Regions from separate parts of the Homo sapiens genome. Here region 2 is linked to region 1. Evidence: chromatin loops called from intact Hi-C (ENCODE). Cell type or tissue: dorsolateral prefrontal cortex. All regions are shown on one strand. Each heading gives the region's core, and the rest is flanking DNA. Links, peaks and the distances in the headings are about the cores only.

Region 1 (10,219 bases), core at 1-8,000:
CAAAAGTTCATGCATTTAAAAATAAGGTCTCTGAGGGGAACCAATCTCAGAGAAGCAGGCTTACAACAGGGCCTGCTGCCTACATGCCACCTCAGAGCAGGTCAGAAGAAAGTCTCAGGAAGCAAGCAGCCACTCAAAGGGCTACAGTAAGCATGTTCTGCTAATAAGGTTTACTGTTCCTTCTCTATGAGTTATTGATTCCCCCTTTCCTGAATGAAGTCTGCTCTATTTCCCCTCTTACCCCTTTCCAATAAGAGGTTTACATCCCTCCCTCCTAAACTTCTTCTCCCACTAAAACATATTCTGGATACATTAAGCTGTCATTCCACATCTATTTTTTTTTCCTTGGAAGTAATGATGCTTTCAAGACCTACTGGTCACTGGCTCCACAGATAGCTGCTATGGGCAGCCTGGACTTTTAAAAGTTCCAACCTTAGGGAGATTTGGTTTGGGAGGGGCTCTAGGGTCCAGCTGTGCTGGTCCTTGGTGACAGTCAGAGAAGACTCACAGGATTTTCTAGTACTTGACCTACAAATAGATTTCACAGTGCAGGACTAAATTTGCTCTCCGCATATCCATGTCTAGGTGACAACCATAGGTGATTGATGGTGCATTACTTCTGAATTTTTGAAAAGGAAGCATGGCTCCAGGTACTACAGCTATGACCTACTTATATTCCACTACCCCATATCCTTTTTTGGGAAGACAGATCTAACGGTCAGAACTAATGCCCCTTGCAAACAGGTCTACTTGAGTTTTAACAGCTACAATGGATAAAGGTGATGTTAGAACCAGGACTTACTGAAGGACCAAACTACATGTTTAATACCTATCCTGTCTTCTGTTTAAATCTGAGAAAAGTCTTATGTGAATTTAACTCTCCTATTCTCACAATTACACTGACAAATGATGCTGTTTCATATATTCTCTAGCTAATATGATTCAACATTTGTAAATTAAACCAGGAATATAAGATACATTTAAAAATATACTCACCTCTATCTCCATTATTTCCTTTGGTGTCTTCAATGGAATCTAAACAATCAATAAGGACTTCTCCAGGTCTTGTTTTCATTTGCCTAAAGTGAATATAAAGGTTTGAATTTTATAGCTACAACTATACCTGCTTGCAATCTATTTAGGGAGAAAAGAGACATATGTACATAAAACAGCTAACAGCATAAATAATACTGTACCAAATGTTCATGCATTTAGAAATAAGGTCTTCAAGAACTTCAAGAACCTGAAGATCAGTGGGGCCTGGAGTGACCAGGGCCATCTGGAGTAAGCCAGATTGGTAGGAGGTGTTGAATTTTGAAAAATAAAAGGAAAAGAAAAGAGAGTCCATGATTAAAGACCAGGAATAAGAAATGGTAAGGACATGGGAGAAGGCTGGCCAAGCTTGGAAAGAAGGACCATATTGGGAGGTAGTGAGAGAAATATTGTTGGATAACTAAGGAGGAACCAGACTATGGAGAACTCAGAATGCCAGTCTGATAGGTTTAGGCCTTATCCTGTGCACAGGAGAGAACCTCCAAAGGTTTCTGAGTAGAGGAAAGGACATCAGGAAATTATAGAAGGAATGGTTAAAGAAGAGCTGTATGAAAAGCATCTTTGGAATTTGACAAATAGATACAGGTGACAAAAGGAAATAAGAGCAGCTTGCTGACAGACAGAATACATTCTACAGTGTCCAAAAAAAAAAACCTAGCAAAATATCTAAAAGAGCCTTCTAATACACTCTTCATAAAGCCAACTCAACTACCTATTGAAAATACAGATATGACCATATCATTTCCCTGCTTAAAAGCTTTCTATATCTTCCTGCTGCCTAGAAGTTGAAGTCCAAAATCCTGAGCTAAAAATGTTACAATCTGGCTAATTTATCTATTTGTACTTCCAACCTCTCTCTGCAGCAGACCCTGCCTTTAGCTAATGAGGTTACAGCTCCAAGACTGCTTCTAACGCTAAATTCTTTTCTTCTTTTCTGGAATACTCTCCTCCTGTCTACCCTGACAAGGCTCTGCCCATTCTTCAGGGAACAACTCAAATACTATGAATATTTATTCTTCTTCAAGGACTTCACCAGGTAGAATAAATTGTTCTGTTTCTATGAGTCTCAGCTTTTCGCTCATTTTTTCAGAATGGTATTTACCACATTTATTATAGTGGTTGTCTGTATGTATCTCCTGCACTAGAACGGGGGGATATGAATATCATTTCCTATTATTTTCTGTCTCTAGCTATCGGCCCAGTAACTAGCACGTAATAAAACATGGATAAATGTTTACTAATGTTACTGAAACGGACTTTTGTTTGGATTAAGAACCCTACAAGAAAGACAGAAAATGTCGCCGGGCGCAGTGGCTCACGCCTGTAATCCCAGCACTTTGGGAGGCCGAGGCGGGCGGATCACCTGAGGTCAGGAGTTCGAGACCAGCCTCAACATGGAGAAACCCCGTCTCTACTAAAAATACAAAATTAGCCAGGCGTGTTGGTGCGTGCCTGTAATCCCAGCTACTCTGGAGGCTGAGGCAGGAGAATTGCTTGAACCTGGGAGGCGGAGGTCGCAGTGAGCCGAGATCGCGTCATTGCACTCCAGCCTGGGCAACAAGAGCGAAACTCTGTCTCAAAAAAAAAAAAAAAAAAAAAAAAAAAAGAATGACAGAAAATGTCATAGAAAGTGCGCAATATGTTACTACAGTCCGTAATTTTACGAATTCCTTTCTCTTTCATCTTCTTAAAGGGTCTAACATGTTAGCATTAGATATCTAGCTATACTTAACCTGAGAAATTTATCAATATTTCATTTTTCCATCTAAGGAGGTGAGGTCCATGATAAGGAACGATTCCATCTAAGGAGGTGAGGTCCATGATAAGGAACGATTCCACCTAAGGAGGGGAGGTCCATGATAAGGAACGATAAGAAGTAGCTAAGAAGCTCCATGCCATTAATCCAGGAATCTTAGCTTTAGCGTTTCTCAACACTTAGTAACCCAACCGGCATTTCCCGCCCTGGATTTTGGAGTAGGAGGTTTCTAACCACTTTTTCTTTACGATACTTTCCAAAAACATGGTTTCTATTTAATGTATGATAATTTCCAAAAACAGGTTGCAAAAGAAGACTCCTTCTTGTTGGTGACTGATATGAATAACTAGATGAAAGCTTACCAAGGACATAAAGTTTGCGCGGTTAGTAATTTTTGACGACTGCCTTACTCCCACCTCCCTTATTTTACAGACATGAGGATTCTAGCTTGAATGATGAAGACATCTGCTCAAGGGCCCACACTGTGGGTCGATATTACACATCTACTTTTAGAACCCTAGTTTCCTGAGTCCCTGACCTACGTTCCTTCCATGAAACTGAAATCCCAAGCTCACGTGGGTGTATACGGGACGCTAAGCCCCGGGTGGCCCCGGTCGTGCTCAGGTTCACATTCCTGATCCGTCCCGCGGGCCAGGATGGGGGAACCGGAGGTCGCATGGGACCAAAACTGTGTAATGCCGATGCGCTCTTGCCGCGGCGCCGGCCTCGAGAGGGCCACAGTGGCCCAACCAGCCTGAGGTCTCTCGAGGCGCGGACGACCGGCGCAAGCCTCCCACCCTCACCAGGGCCGCGAGCTGCGGAGGTGCAGTCTCCGCCCGCGGGTCCCTAACGCGCACGGCGGCGCCCTCTACAGGGTTGAAGATCCCTCGGGAATCTTGGAAACTCACTGCGCGGACAGGTCGAAACGGACATCCCGATCCTCCCAAAGCGCATCCAGCACCGACATGGTGAACAAGGCCCGTGGCAGGATCTCTCCACAGCCGTGCAGGCCTAGCTGCGTCTCTCTGGCTCCAAGGCAACGGGCCGCCTCTGTCACGACGTCTACGGCGGGCGCCGAGACTCAAGCTTCCGCGAGAGTGCGCGCGCGTCGCCCAGCTCTTTCGCGTCGTTAAGCCGATTTGAGATGCGAGGCAGGATTTAGGAGTCTCTGAGAAGCCCAGCTGTGTCCGCCAAGGGGAGCGTGCCTGACCTCTGGGCGACCTTCCTTGCCTCCAAACAGACATCCTTTAGCCATTTTACCCCTCTCCTTATTTCTCTTCACCGTCAAGAGATTCAGGTTATTAGCCGGGCATGGTGGCTTCTGCCTGTAATCCCTGCAGTTTGGGAGGCCGAGGCTGGAGGATCACTTGAGGCCAGGAATTCGAGACTAGCCTGGGCAACATAGCGAAACTTCATCTCTACAAACACAAACAAACAAACAAAACCAACCCAAAATTAGCCAGGGGTGGTGGTGCACGCCTGCAGGCTCAACTACTCGGGAGGCTGAGGCGGGAGGATCTCTTGAACCCAAGAGGTGGAGGCTGCGGGGAGCTATGATCGTGCCTCTGCCCTCCAGCCTAGGTGATAGAGATATAGGATCAACAGGTTCGTATGCCTGCTGTGCAGTAACAAACCCATTACACGAAGACAGCAGAGTTTGCAGCAGGGAAAGAGTTTAATGATTGCAGGGCACCTAGCAAAGAGATGGGAAGAGATCCTCGAATCTATCTTCCCAAGAGTTCTGGGCTGAGGTTTTTAAGAGGATCACAGAGGGCGAGGGGCTGGAAAATTGGGGTCCTTGATTGGTCGGAGTAAGGGAGATGAAATCATCAGGATAGGGAAGCTGCATTCTTTGCTGAATCAGTTTCTCACGGGTTCCTCAGACCAGCTGGCATCAGTGGGATCCTTCAGGCCAGCTGAGGCAGTAGTTTCATTGGTATGCAGGATCTGAAAGACTATCTCAAAGGGAAAACTGAGTATTTCATAATGTTCAAGTTGTTCTCTATAGAGCAATAGAAGGGAACTATAATCTTGTGACAGGGTCTGCATGATTCTAGGACAATAGGCACCAAACAACTCTGAGCAAGCAGGTCAGAGAGGAAGCTGACCTCATGATTAATGCCGAATTGGCTGCAAGCTTGGTTTATTTTTGTCCCCTCCCCCACACTTTCTTCCCTGATTACTTTTATAAATTTTATTGGGATGGTTTTAGAATGAGGAAAAAAGAAATTTAGAGTTAAAGCTTCAAATTCCTTACCTGGGCCTAGCTCAATGTGGCCCTGCCTATGTCTGCAACCTCCAACCACCCTCACTTCTGGCTGCTCTCTTGCCAGACAGGGCTCAGAGACTTTGGAGGGCCCCCTTCCTTTGCCTGGAACACTGTTTCCCCAGACCTCTGCATAGGCCTGCCCTTTGTCACTTAAATCTCTGCTTGGGCTGGGCGCTGTGGCTCAGGCCTGTAATCCCAGCACTTTGGGAGGCCGAGGTGGGCGGATCACCTGAGGTCAGGAGTTCGAGACCAGCCTGGCCAACATGGTGAAACCCCATCTCTACTAAAAACCCCAAATTAGCTGGGCACGGTGGTGGACGCCTGTAATCCCAGCTACTCGGGAGCCTGAGGCAGGAGAATCACTTGAACCCGGGAGGCGGAGGTTGCAGTGAGCCGAGATCACACCATTGCACTCCAGCCTGGGCAACAAGAGCGAAACTCTGGCTCCAAAAAAAAGTCAAATCAAATCAAATCAAATCACATCTCAGCTCACATGTCAACTCCAGCAGTCCCTGATCCTTCTGCCCCACCTGCTGTGAACAACCCGAGGACAGACACCTGATCTATCTAGTTGACTGCTTTGAACAATACCCAGCACAGAGTAGGACCCAGTAAATACTTCTTGAATGAATCAAAGTCCCTTTTCTCAATGCATGACAATTATTTAAATTAGTGGTTCACAAAGACTGATCTGGATCCCTACAGGGGGCCCACAAGGTCAAACTATATTCATAATAATGTGAAGACATCATTTGCCTTTTTAACTCCCATTCACATATAGTGGAGTTTTCCAGAGGCTATATGATTTTGTTGTTGTTGTTGTTGTTGTTGTTGTTGTCTTACAGGGTCTCATTCACCCAGGCTGAAGTACAGTGGCACGATCACAGCTCACTGTAATCTCAAGCTCCTGAGCTTAAGTGATACTCCCGCCTCAGCCTCCCGAGTAGCTGGGACTACGGGCATAGTCCTGGCTAATTTTTTATTTCATTTTATTTTATTTGTAGAGACAGGGTCTCTCTGTGTTTCCCTGGCTGGTCTCAAACTCGTAGCCTCAAGTGATCCTCCTGCTTTAGCCTCCCAAAGCACTAGGATTATAGGTAAGAGCCACCATACCCAGGCATGATGATTGAATGTGGAAGCAGGTATGAGAATCCTGGTGCCTTTTACTAAACCAGGCATTAAAAAAAATTGCAAAAATGTAAAGCAATGTTCTCACAAATTGTCTGGAAAATATAATTATTTTTTAAAAATGCTATATATGTTAATACATAATAAGTGATTTTTACTTTTGAATGAATGAGTTTTAAAACGCTCAGTATTAACAGATATAATGTATGTAAACAAAAGCTCTTTTAGGTCCTCAATAATGTTTTTAAGAGGATAGTGGGGTCCCAAAACCAAAAGTTTGATAACTGCAGCTTTGAATTATTATTTAGAGCTCCTATAGGTCAGGCTATATGCCAAATACTAGGGATACTAATGTGAAAGGCCATGAGGTGTTTTTCTCAGATTGAAGAGGGTGATGGAGACAAAGGAACGTGAGTGTACACACATTAAGGTGGACTCCAATGAGTCATGCCCTTGTATAATCTCTTCCCCATGAGTGTGGTTGGAACCTGAGAACTTGCTTCTAGTCAATAGAATATATCAAAGGTGATGAAATGTCATTCCCACGACTGTTATGTTATAAAAGACTTGGTCTCAGCCAACTGGGGTGAGAAAGACCCTCCCACTTGCCTTGAAGAAGCCAGCTGCTAGGCTGGGTGCGGTGGGTCATGCCTGTAATCCCAGCACTTTGGGAGGGCAAGGCAGGTAGATCACCTGAGGTCAGGAGTTCAAGACCAGCCTGGCCAACATGGTGTAACCCTGTCTCCTCTAAAAATACAAAAATTAGCCAGGTGTGGTGGCAGGCGCCTGTAATCCCAGCTACTCAGGAGGCTGAGACAGGATAATTGCTTGAACATGGGAGGTGAAGGTTGCAGTGAGTGGAGATTGCACCATTGCACTCCAGCCTGGGTGACAAGAGTGAAACTCTGTCTCAAAAAAAAAAAAAAAAAAAAAAGAAAGAAGCCAGCCGCTATGTTATGAATTAGTACCAGAGACCTTCGTCCTATAGGTCCAAAGAACTGAAATTTGCCAACAATCTGAATGAGCCTGGAAGTGGATCTTTCCCAGGTTGAGCTTCAGATGAGGCTGTAGCCTTAGGAAATATCTGAATTGCAGCCTGGTGAGACCCTGAAGCAGAGAACCCAGGTAAGCTTGCCTGGACTTCTGGCCTACAGAAATGATAAGATAATAACTGTTTTGTTTTAAGCTGCTAAATTTGTGATAATTTATTATGGAGCAATAAAACACTAATACAAATGCGGGCCAGAGGTACTGGTGTGCACCTGTAGTCCCAGGTACTTGGGAGGCTGAGTCAGGAGGATCACTTGAGCACAGGAGTTTGAGGCTGCAGTCAGCTATTGATTGCACCACCACAATCCAGCCTGGGTGACAGAGACAGACCCTGTCTTTAGGGAGGACAAATCGTAGAATTGGCTTTGGAACTTGTGAGCAAGCAGGAGCTTTTAGAGCTAGCAAAATCCTATTGGTAGGAAGCAGGCTGATAGATTAATCAAACATGTGCTACCTTCCATGAAAAAGCAAGGATGACTCACAATGGAACCAAGAGCCCAAAGGGTAGGTTGGAAGTCAAGGAAGATTATTCCTAGATCTTAAAACTTAATCAATAAAAATCCAACATTTGTCCAGATAAATGACAGAATTGTTATATACCAGTAACTCATTTTTACCTTCCATTTCCTTATTCCCTTTCGCCATTTTTGTATTGGTATGTCTGTAACTGTTATTCTATGTCAGTCCCACCGTTGTGTGATGGAGTGTTGGGAGCAGACTTGTCTCTAGTTTCACAAGTCCACAGAAAGGAATTGTGCTTTGAAGAACTGAGCTTAATGGATCACACCCAGCCTCATCTTCACCAGATATATATAATTCAGATGATGAGAGTTTGGACTTTGAGCTGATGCTGTAAGAAGATGGGGGGAACCTTGGGAGGGAGGAAGTTTTTTTCCCCTTTGGAAGGAACACAAATTGTTGGAGGCCAAGGGGCCTACTGTGGTAGGCAGAATTCTACATAGCCCCTAAGATTCTTGCTTTCCTGGTGTACATGCCTTATATAATCCCCTCTTCTTGAGTGCAGAAGAATCTATGAATGTGATAGGATATCAGTCCTCCGATTAGGTAATGTTATATGACAGGTGAAGTAGTTTTGCAGATATGATTAACGTCCTTTAAAGTAATCAAAAGAGAGATTATCCTTGCTGGCCTGCTGTTATCAGGTGAGCCTTTAAAAGAGAGTCTCCTGCTGGCTTTGATGAAATAGAAGCCACGTTGTGAGAGAGCCACATGGCTAGGAACTGAGAATGGCCTCTAGAAGCTGAGAGACAGCAAGAAAATGGAAACTCCAGTCATTTACCCACAAGGAACCGAATTCTGCCAGCAACCTGAATGGGTTTAATGACATCATGTTCTTGGCTGAATTTTGACTTTGGGTGAGACCTTGAGCAGAGACCCAGTCTGCACTCCTGACCCACAAAAACTGTGAGGTGATATATTTGTGTATTTTAAACTTCTAAGATTGTGATAATTTACTGTGCAGCAGCATTAACATACTGGCATCACAGTAGAATCTTTGAAATGACTGGGGGAAGACAATGACAACCTATTATTCATCAATACGCATATAACTGACTTTCATATACTTAGAAAAAAATAATATACTTGGATGGGTGAGGTGGCTCATGCCTGTAATCCCAGCACTTTGGGAGGCCGAGGTGGGTGGATCATTTGAGGTCAGGAGTTCAAGACCAGCCTGGCCAACATGGCAAACCCCTGTCTCTACTAAAAATAATAATAAAAAAAATTTAGTCAGGCGTGGTGGCGCCTGCCTGTAATTCCAGCTACTTTGGAAGCTGAGGCACGAGAATCATTTGAACCTGGGAGACAGAGGTTGCAGAGAGCCAAGATCGTGTCACTGCACTCCAGCCTGGGTGAAAGGGCGAGATTCTGTCTCAAAATAAATAAATAAATAAACTTTATTTTTTAGGTAAGTGTTAGGTTTACATAAAAATTGACTAGAAAGTACAGAGTCCCATGTATCCCCTCCCCTACCCCAGCTTCTCCTCTATGATTAGCATCTTGCATCTTGCAATGTGTGGTACATTTTTTATAGTTGATGAACTAATATAGATAAGTTATTAACTAAGATCCATAGTTTGCATTAGGGTTCATATTTTTCTTTCTTACAGTCTATGGATTTTGACAAATACATGATGATATGACTTGTGTCCACCATCACTGCATTGTACAGAATAGTTTCATTGTCTTAAAATATCCCCTATGCCCCACCTATTCATCCCTGCCTTCTGCCCCCTAGACTTCCGGAAACCACAGATCTTTTTACTGCCTTCATATTTTGCCTTCTACAGAATGTCATGTGGTTGGAATCCTATAGTATGTTGCTTTTCCAGATGGGCTCCTTTCACTTAGCGATATGCATTTAAGGTTCTTCCATGTCTTTTCAAGGCTTGATAGCACATTTCTTTTTTAAAAAATTCATCTCTTATTTTAGATTTGGGGGTACATGTGTAGGTTTGTTACAAGGATATATTGTGTGATGCTGAGGTTTGGGGTACAATTGAACCCATCACTTGGGCACTGAGCATGGTACCCATTGGTAGGTTTTCAACTCTCCCCTCACCAAGTACCTTTGCTGAGGTATAATTTACATACAATAAAATGTACCTATTTTATTTTTTATTTATTTATTTATTTATTTATTTATTTATTTTTGAGACGGAGTCTCGCTCTGTCGCCCAGGCTGGAGTGCAGTGGCGCGATCTCGGCTCACTGCAAGCTCCGCCTCCCGGGTTCACGCCATTCTCCTGCCTCAGCCTCCCGAGTAGCTGGGACTACAGGCGCCTGCTACCACGCCCGGCTAATTTTTTGTATTTTTAGTAGAGACGGGGTTTCACCGTGTTAGTCAGGATGGTCTCGATCTCCTGACCTCGTGATCCGCCCGCCTCGGCCTCCCAAAGTGCTGGGATTACAGGCGTGAGCCACCGCGCCCGGCCGCAAAT
Region 2 (10,219 bases), core at 758-8,757, 370 kb after region 1:
TCCTTCAGTCAACTCACACCAGCAGAACCACTTTGATGCTCTATGAATTCTGCCATTTTGCTAGCACTGATATGGCTCTTGGTCTACCACTCCATTAGAACTCTTAACTCCATTCATATTAATTTTTGTGAAAAATCTTACAAAGTGGGGTCCTTCTGGGTATTTAGGTCCACATTTTATTTTAAGGCTGTATATTCGGTTTTCATCAGTTGTTCTTGGAGGCCCAGTTACCATCTCTGTCCATCTTGTAAGTATCATGTCTTCATCGTCTTCTACACCCCAGCCACCTGTGCCATCACCTACTCCTTTCTAACCTTGTTCCAGTTCTTCCAACAGTTGGAAATTCTGAGGGACTTTTACTCCCAAGCCTGTGGTGGCATCACTCCTCTAGTACTTACTTTTTGGAGTGGTTGCCCTGTTAGAAAACCTGGTTCATGGAGGGCCAGGTCATTTTTATTTGTAGGTTAATTCATCCTTTGCTAAATACAACACAGTCCTGGCTCGGCAAATTGTTCTGTTCAATTCTCACAAATCAAGCATGCTAGAACGTGATAGCAGCATCAGATGAAATTTAGAGACATACCATGATGCTCCTTCTGGATTCCTCACCAGGGCCTGTGTTCCCATCTCCCAGCTGCGGAGAGCTCACAGCTGTGCTCCTCGATGGACTTGCCCTCAGCCAGGATGCTGCCTCACTCTAGGCTACGAGGGCAATCAAGGCCAAGGTCAGGCTGATGTGGTGAGCCAATGGCTTGATCTTCATGTCAGTTTGGGACAACTCGGAAGGATCATTCCCAGCTTCAGAGTGTCCTATGGGATTGATTGAGGCCTCCATGGCAATTGCACCACAATTCAGCCCTTCTTTTTGCCCTATCCTCCCTTCCTCCCATCTTTACAGCTACATGCATAGCTTTCCAGAACATTTGCGAAGTCTTACAAAACTAATGCTTAACTTCATAAAGGGACATATCCAAGCATCTTTCTCTGAATGAGAGGGTGAAAAGAAAGTCACACACTTCTATAATCTGTACACTAACTGAGTAGAAAGGGTGTAGGTTAGCAATGGCACAGGAAGTTGACTTTTCACCAGCAAGGGGAAAAAAGTTTTGTTGCCTAGGAGTCTCTGCATTATGAGTGCAGTTAAGCTACCTGGCCTTGAGGATCACCGTGTCTGGAGTCAGATGGCACCTGAGCATCCTCGACTCCCTGTGAACTGCTTCTGCGGGGAAGAACACTGTCTAGTGCCCAGCCTTCACAGAATCTCCCCAGTCAGCTTTGCAAAAGAAACCACTGGATTGTGAAATTTCAGAAACAGATGAGAGCTTAGAGGTCATTCCATCTCGTCATTTCCAACATGGAATCTCCAGACTTAAAAAGCAGAATTGGAGTTCTTCAAGTTATTTTCAATACTTTAAAAAGCCAAATTGAAATGATGTGTTTACCATTTAATAGCAGGAGCTAACAGGCTCATCAATACCAGTAAGTCAGTTTAATCTTTAGTTCAACAAATTAACAAATTAATTAATCACGTACTTGATGCTAGACCTGGAAGATACAGAGATGAATAGGCAGATGAATTCCTGGCCCATATAGAGGTTGACTTTCTAGAGGTCCAGATAGACAAAACCAAGTAAACAGGTAGACTTATTTAAAAAGATATGATGGCTAGGATGAAGAAAGAAAAGTAATCAATAATGTGACACAGAAAAACAGACAGTGGAATCTAGAAAAAGGAGTTAGAAAGGACCTTGCTGAAACTGATACCTTTCATTTGTCTTAATTAGTTAAAAATGGAAAACAAATGAAATGATCCATACAACAGACCCCCATGACACAGGTTTACCTATGTAAAAAACCTGCACATGTACCCTTGAACTTAAAATGAAAGAAAAAAAAGCCAATTACAAAGCTGCATGGGTTAATGGCAATGACTTTTGGTTGCATGTAATTCATGAACTTATGTTAACTTGTGGGAAAATAAGGTCTGGCTCCTGACAAAATAAACTACTTACAATTACATGAAAAAAAGGAAAACAAAGTAATTGTTACTCAATAAATACAATTATTTTGACAGATGATAGTTTTCAACGTGTGGGTACCCTATAGAATTGACAAAAATGGGTCTTCTTATATGAAACAGTTAAAACCACTGATCTAATTCCATCTCTCATTTAAGAAATAGAAAAACAGGCAACTTGGTGAGATCACATCACTGATCTTTGGCCAACTGGGAATAAGACTTAGGTCCCCTACGCCTTACTATGGGGCTCTTCCCATTGTATCATGCCTTGAATCGCAGAGATGGCCTAGAAACCGTGTGGAGCATGTTGCAGAGATGTGACTCTGCATTGAAGCCTCCTTATTCAATCCTCTGCCTCTTATTCACAGTGTGATCTTGGGAAGGCTGTTTTATGCATCAGTTCCTTCCTCTATAAAATGGGATGCTGATAACACTACTTCCCTGAGGTTGTAGTACCTGTCCAGTGAAGGAGCCGAGGCACCGAGATGACTCAGCTCATCTGCAAGAGCGGGGAGAAAGGACAAAGGCCAAGGGTAGTTAACCCACAGGCGCATCTGCTCAATCAGGAAACAGCCTCAGCCCGTGGGGCTGAAGACCTTGCTGCTCCAATGTTGCTCTGGTATTGTTCCTGGGAAGGTCACCTTTGGTCCCTGGGCCTCCCTTTTCCCTCCTAAAAAATGTGACTCCTACTATCCGTCCCCATCTCAATAAGGAAAGATAAAATCCAAAAAGTGTTAAAAGGTGTTGACCCTTTGGAGAAGGTTTCTGTGTAGAACGCAGGGGTGGAAAAACGTTTTTCTCACCCATCTCTAGGCTCATGACTGAGGGCCCTATAACAAAGGCAGGTTAACAAGAGAGAAAGGCATGTACATTTATTTAATGCAAGTGTTATGTGACATGGGAGCTGTCAGAAATGAAGGCCCAAAGAAACAAGGAAACATGTATTTTTATGGTTAGGTTTGATGGAAAGTGGAGAAGGATTATCCAAGGAGAAGGATAATTGGAGAACAAATAGATAAGATCTAATGGTAATAAACCAGGGAAGCTTAGCAAGGCCTGTTTGTTCAGATTCTTCTTGGCATCTCTGGGTCCTTGGTAACTCTTCTCTGAGTGTAGGGAAGGTAACTCTCAAATGAAGGTCTTATGACCTGCTTCAGAGGGAGATCAGGAAATCCTTCCTAGGTTTTATAACAGGTTTCCAGAGACTGGGGGGCAGGGAGGTGAAAGTGACCTTCTTGCTTCTGTTGTTTTTCAAATGCTAAGATGCCATTTATTTATTTTTAGAGACAGAATCTCACTCTGCCACCCACGCTGGAGTGCAGTAGTATGATCATAACTCACTGCAGCCTCATAGTCCTGGGCTCAAGGGATCCTCTTGCCTCAGCCTCTCAAGTAGCTGGGACTATAGGTGCAAGCCCTCATTCCTGGCCAATTTTTAAATTTTTTTCTAGAAACTGGGTCTCACTGTGTTGCCGAGGCTAGTCTCAAATTCTGGGGCTCACGTGATCCTCCCACCTTGGCCTCCCAAAGTGCTGGGATTATAGGTGTGAACCCCTGTGCTCATAAGATGCCATATGGACATGATGTAGCATGTCCTGAACCCCATCAAGGGGTAGTGTCCACAGAAGCAGCAGGTGCATGTTTGTGTCTTATATGAAGGGAAAGGCCAGAGGTCAGAGCAGGAGAGTAAAGGGCTGGGAGATGGAGAGTGCAGGTGAGTGAGTGTGGATTGGGGACATGGAGGTCATTGTTTACCAGCATGCAGAGGTGGAACCTGGGAGGGTTTCTTTTTTATCCATGTTAGTATTGTCATCCCATTCCATTTGATGCAAGGCTACCTCTTCCTGGTTCCGTGCTATCAGTTAAAACATAGTCTCTCCCCTGTTTCCAGCTCTTCATCTCATGGCACTATCCCTACAGCAAAAGCTCGAAGTCCCCTGCTCTCTGAGGATACCAAGGCAAAGAAATGCCCATGAACTCTGATTCCTCTTAGAGGGTGCCAGGAATTTTGAAACAGATGTAATTCATCTTCTAAGGACTTCAACAAGTGTTGTTTGTTTCTTCCCCATTCAGCTGTTTGTAGTAGGCTTAGTTTGACAGCTGATTCAGGTTGTATTGAGATTGTCCCTCTCCCACTGGCAGGGCACTTTGCTAGTGCCACTGGCAGGTTGGCTAGTCAACACCTGCTCTGTGCTTGCCCTTGTTCTCAGAGCGCTAGGGACAGGAGAGCCTTACCGCTCACGTTCCTGTCTCAGAAAAGCAACGGATAATGATGTAGAATTCGTTTTTATAATGATGTATAGCCAGCAAATTCCCCAAACTCGCGTCACATCTTATTATAGAGACGTGCTTGCCTCTGGGGCGTCTCCTTGCAGGCCCATCTCAGGCGAGCAGCCAAACAAAGGAAGAGGCACGGAAGGCAGAGCGGCAGGAAGGAGGCTGTAAGGAAACGATGTGCACAATCGCCGCCTGGCAAGCTCACAGCCATCCCCGCAGTAAGCTTCCCCGGGATTTCCTGAAGGCCTCGATGGGGGCTTTGTAGCAAACTTTAGCTTTTTATACATCTCGGTAGCAATGAAAATAGAGCAACTGAGGTTGATTGATGGAGCTGAGTGGTGCCTATTATTCATCCCAAAGCTTTTGTTAGAAAGGGGAGGTGAAAATATCCTTAGCCCTAAGCGGTCCCTGCTTCTAGTTGAGACCCCAGCCCTATCTCTCTCTGGTTTGAAAAGTGCTTGGCTCCAGCACAAGGAGGTCGGTGGGAGAAACCAAGCGAAGGTCGTACCACTTTTTTTTTCCCCTTTATTTTATGTTAGTCATGGTAAGTGGCTGGATTTTTAAAACGATCCAAAAGCATGAAGTGGGAGCCTGAAGTATTCTTATTTGCATATTAATGCCAAGCCTGTGTTGCCAGCACCCAGTTATTTCAAAGGCTGTTGCCAAGAGCACAGCTTTGAAAGGCCTCAGCGCAGAGGCGGGCACCTGGGGCCTCTGCCCTAGGCTTCACCAAATGACAGCACACGGCTCCTTCTTTCTGCTGCTCTCTGGGCTTCCTGGGTGCAACAAACAACAGCTTCTCCAAGTGGCCAACTTCACCCATGCCTGTTCCCTCTCCACAAAGGTGAACAAATGCAGCGAACTGAGGCGCGGGAGATGGGCAGCGCTTTGGATATGGGGGCTATTTTTCTTGTATACCTTGGAGTATTTTTGATCAATTGGCTTTTTATTACGTTTATCATTGATCGACTGTGTTCTGGTTACTCCGGGTTATCCTAGACCTTAGCAATGGCTGGGCTGCGAGGATGGCGGTTTTCCATCAGACAGTGGAGTGGGGACCTGTCCTTTTATATGTTCAGTATTGTCATAGCACTACTGAACTAGGAGTATGTTGGCTTTAGGTTGTCCAAAACAGCTTGCCTACTAGATAATCCCAGTAATTTAACCAGGTTTCTTTCAAACCATGGTAGATTTTGGTCCATTTAAGTGAAACTTCTTAGAGGACGGACTTGTTCCTTTCCAATATGACCAAACAGGGGCTGCGGGACGCTTACTGGGATCCCAGGTATTTTGTGGGCATAGGGCGCCCCCTAGTGTCCAATTGAGAGCACTGAGCTTGCGTGCTCTAATCCTGGCAAAAAATTGAGCCCAGGTGCGGGAATAAGGAGAGGAATCTCAACTGATTTTCACTCATTCCCTGGGCCAGGGTGTTGCGGGGAGGGATGGAAGTGGGGAGGGGGAGCCCGCTCAGGAAGCAGCTTGTCCAGTCCCCTGGAAGCTGCATCCAGACCACAACCACTGGGAGGGAGAGTGATCTGTGTCCAGGACTTCTTTACCCACCGAATATTCAGAGGAGACCAAGTTCACGCAGTGGAAAGAGGTTGGATTTGGGAGTTAAAGAGACTAGGGTTCAACTCCTAACTTAGCCATTAACCAGTAGCGTGACCCTGCACTAAGCACTTAACCTTATTGATGGCGATAATTTCAAAATGGTGGCAGGAATAAGTGTTATTTCAGGGTGATAAGGAGAATCCTGTGAGAGTAAAGACAGCATCTGTGAAGTGCCTGCCACTCTCAGCAAACGTTAGACCCCTCTGCCTGTTGGCTGTCTCTCATCCGAAATCTGAAACTGCTTCCATGGGCTGTGTTCATGAATATGCCATGTCTGTCTATAAAAATATAGAGAGGATTTTTTTTGGTGTGTTTTTGGATGTTTTAATGGATTTTTCAAAGTAAATCTTAAGGTTTACCCTAAAATAGCTCATGCAACCATTTCCAGCTTAGATGTGGCCATTTGCTCTTTGACAATTACGAGAAACTGTTAGGCTGTAGCCTTGGAGCCTGGGCTGCCAATCGGGCCGAGTGAGGTGACTCACTAATAGGGGTCTACCTTCCCTGGGATGGCTGGCACAGAACCTCCAGACCAGGACAAGCCATGTCTTGCTTCTAGCTTCACTAAAAGTCGTGGATCAGTTTTCGCAGTGACCCACTCCAGTGTAATGTCAAAATGTTTTCCTAACAAATCTCAAAACCTTTTAGCTTTCAATTTTCTTTTCCTTTCAACTTCTTTGGGGCCACTTTTCTATTGCAGAAGAGTTGGGATTAATTAGAAAATACTCTTCTGTCTTCTATTTTTACTATGGAAGGAGAAAAGAGGGATTCTTGGTAACATAGGTAGCACAGGTAAATGTGGGCTTACCCAAAAAAAGAAAATAGTTGACAGACAGCTGCTTTTGCTGCAGGCTTAAATGCTTACAAGAAAGGGAAGTGAATTAGAACATGTGAATAGGTCATTTTGAAAAGTCGCTTTGTGTGTGGGAAGAGACAGGTTGATGGAGAGGCCCACAAGTGTCTGACAAGGCAGACAGCTGAGTCCCAGTTTAGTCCCCTGTGTACATATGCATCTGTGTGTCTTTGGGCACAACACTTACCTCTCTCACATCTCTATTTTTTCCATCTGTAAAATGAGGCATCATTGTGGCACTTACCACATAAGGTCGTTGAGAAGATTATATTAGATGATGCATATAGCACATATCTACATAAAATGTATCCAACAAAGGATATATCTTTCTGCTGTTATTCATTCACACTTTCTTTCTGTATGAACTTATTTTGGGTACATACTGTACCTTTTGCAAGCTTCCTTGGCAATTTACAGAAATGTAGGTGGTCTTACTTCACTTCCTGCTGAAATGAGAGAGCAATCGGTACTTTAACCATCTAGGGATAAGATATAGAGATGTTATGCAATCTCTACTTGGCTTTGAAAACAGAAGGCACTTAGGATCTGCTTGTCACCTAACTTGGAGCCAAATAAAATGCTAAGTGTAGGAAATATGTCAGTTCTCACAAGGGCAGGCCTCCTATCACATCCCTTCTCCATCAGACTGCTTCTGGGAGCTGAGAGGGCCTCCTAGGTGGGGTCCCCCTGTTTTTTTCTTAGTTTGGGTTTAAGTGGAGGCATTGGTAACCAACAGCCATGAGTCAGGTACCTCAGTCTTCCTCCAATGGTGTTTCTCATCATGCCCAGGCTGATTTGACACTAAAAAAGGACCAGGACCTCCTCACTATGTCACCTCCCTTTTAAAAAAAAATTCACAGTACCTTTGTCACAGTGTTCAGGTTGAGGGTGATAGCTCAGGTTCAAAACCTGACCACAGTATTTCCTGTGGTTTCTATTGCATTTCATTACACTGTGCTAGAAAAGTGCAAGGGAAAGTGCTGCTATCATTACCTTGCGGAAAAGCAAGTATTTCTGCAAGTTTATGGTAACACAGAAACAATCAATGCCAGATGCAAGCCGGGGATGGTGCATACCTATAGTCCCAGCTGCCTGCAAACTGAGGTGGCAGGATTACTTGAGCCTAGGAGTTAGAGACCAGCCTAAGCAACATAGCAAGAACCTGTCTCTAGAAAATAAAAAAACAGAAAACATCAGACGCAAATTCATCAAAGATTTGGTATGAGAACTTGTTCTTTCTCCAAAGTGATTGTGGTAATTATTTTTTATAATAATAGTTTTCATAGTTCAAAACTCTATATGACCAAGTGAATTGACTTCACTGATAAAAGATAAAACTTCTCATGGCTGTGACTTAGATATTCTAAAAACATACAACCACAGAGCCAGAAGGGCCCTTAGCGGCATCTGTTGCTGGTTGCTGCCTGCAGGAGGCTGTCTGAAGTAGAGGTTGGTGGTCCCAACTGCTATCCCTTAAGCTCTGAGATTCTGGATAAGTTTCATACCCTATCTGAGCTCTGCTCCTCTTCATAGTCTTGCAAGGTTGTTGTAGAAAGATTAAATGAGGTAACCACGCATGCAAAACAGTTAACACAGTTTAATTAACAATTAGCCAATGAACACACAATTAGTGCTGTTATTGAACAGTTGCTCAACATTTGGTAATAACCATTATCATCATCATTATCATCTTATTTCTACAACTTTACAGGGCTGAGGGTGTCATGCCCTTAGTTCTCTATTCTGGTCAGTCTCTGGGGTCAGATTTCCTGCTGTGTAACTGAACTCTCTTATCTTTCCCGCAATAGAGGAAGCCCATTTCTTCGTATCCAACTCTTGCTCTGTCCTGAATCTGACATAGTATTATTTAAGTCTCCTCACCTTTCAGGGCCTCTATTCCCTTTTCTTTGAAATTACCTGCTGGTAATTTCTTTGAAATTAGGAGGAGTGTTGGCGACCTGAAGGGCCTTGCAACTTTGCCACTATGTATAGTAACATCCTTCTGGTAACTGAAGGCATTGCCAGGCCAGGCTTCCATCTTGGGCCATTCCTCTGTAGCCATGGGTAGGACTCCCCACAATGGTGCTGAGAAAATGGTGATGAATGGATGTTTGTTGTGGTTGTTTTCCCCACAGGTCTCAGATCTCCTCTCATCATTCTGAGTGTTCTGCTGAGGATCTCTTCTCGTTACACCTAACTTATACAATAGGGAAGAACAAAAGTCAGAGTGTTGCTCTTGTCCTTGTCTTCGACCTTGGCCAATCCATTCAAATAACAGATCAAGGTGCGGGCCAACTTATAGCTAGGTTCTGCCATGAACCTAAGCTAATTTGAAAAAGTGCCAACAAAATGAATAATACTCATAGCTACAATACATTAAAAGCACTATGCTGTATTTGACATGCATTTACTTGTTTAATTCTTGTAACTGTCCAAGGTACACCCACCCCCATTATACAGATGAGAAAACTAAGAGAAATTAAGTAATATGCCAATGGTCAAGCCAATGCTAAGGGCAAAGATGGGTTTTGACCCCAGGAGCTCGATCCAAGAGTCTCTGTTCTTGACCACCTATGAGGCACTTCTAGACAGATTTCTCACCATTTTTTTAAAGTACTCATCCAGGAAAGATGCTCAGAGGCAAGAAGATGGGCTAGATGAACTCCTGAGGAGTGTTTCACTCCATCATGCTGCCAAGCCAATGCCATAGCCCCATCATCGCATGGCTCCATAATGAAGGATCACAGAGTGTGGGGCTTAAACAACAGAAAAATGTTGTCTCACACTCCTGGAAGCTAAAATTCAGAAATCAAGGTGTTGGCAGGTTGGTTCCTTTGAGGGCTGTGAGGGAAGGATCTGTTCCAGGCCTCTGTCCTTGGCTTGCAGATGGCTATCTTCTCATGCGTCTCTTCATGTTATCTTCCCCCTATGTGTCTGTGTCCAAATTTTCCTTTTTATAAGGGCATATGTCATATTGGATTAGGGTCCACACTAATGACCTCATTTTAACTTGATTACCTCTGTAAAGAGGCTGTCTCCAAATAAGGTCACATTCTGAGGTAGTAGGGGTTAGGACTCCAACATATATTTTTTGCTGGGGTGATATATTTCAACCCATAACAGCTCCCCTGTCATTTCAAGGTAATAATGAGTGTGATGACTCCATTTCCTCACAGCAGGGAAGTGGTTTACTTAACAGCGAACTGTCAAAGAGGTTTAGGTTTTAGAATCAGACAGGGCAACTTTGTTAATGCCTCATTTGCTACTTTTTGCAAATAGTCAAGTAAGTGGATCTCTGGTACTCATTTAAAAAACAGAACAGGTTTAAGAAATAAATAAAGGGAAAGTTTCAATCAATGTCTTACTTTTAGAAGCCTTGACTGCTGGTATCATGGAACTGACTCTTAGTAAATCAAACACTCTTCAGGAATTAGATCAGCAAAGGGAAGGTCATATTT

What was found. A loop is a pair of places that touch in the nucleus more often than their neighbours do. Peaks named below come from ENCODE experiments on the same cell type or tissue, not always from the same donor. Only the 100,000 strongest peaks of a DNase experiment are listed, where the experiment ranks them.
Region 2: it touches region 1 in a loop (4-fold over the local background); 2 of 110 quality-filtered maps call a loop at or near these places.

The regions. Positions count from the first base shown.
Region 1 is chr2:169,473,111-169,483,329 of GRCh38, reverse strand. BBS5 (Bardet-Biedl syndrome 5) reads right to left here and starts at 3,836. Exons shown (of 12, transcript NM_152384.3): 1 at 3,718-3,836; 2 at 997-1,079. The coding sequence starts at 3,776. RefSeq lists enhancers at 3,563-3,902, 3,913-4,022. In dorsolateral prefrontal cortex, for the core only: a CTCF peak has its summit at 3,708 (motif pointing left); a DNase peak (open chromatin) is centred at 3,859; H3K4me3 peaks cover 2,279 bases; H3K27ac peaks cover 1,593 bases.
Region 2 is chr2:169,105,339-169,115,557 of GRCh38, reverse strand. It overlaps the pseudogene UBE2V1P6. Among named protein-coding and RNA genes, the nearest start is that of DHRS9, 41 kb to the right of the region's middle. RefSeq lists enhancers at 4,533-5,033, 5,034-5,534. In dorsolateral prefrontal cortex, for the core only: CTCF peaks have their summits at 5,410 and 5,613 (motif pointing left); a DNase peak (open chromatin) is centred at 5,577; H3K4me3 peaks cover 851 bases; H3K27ac peaks cover 301 bases.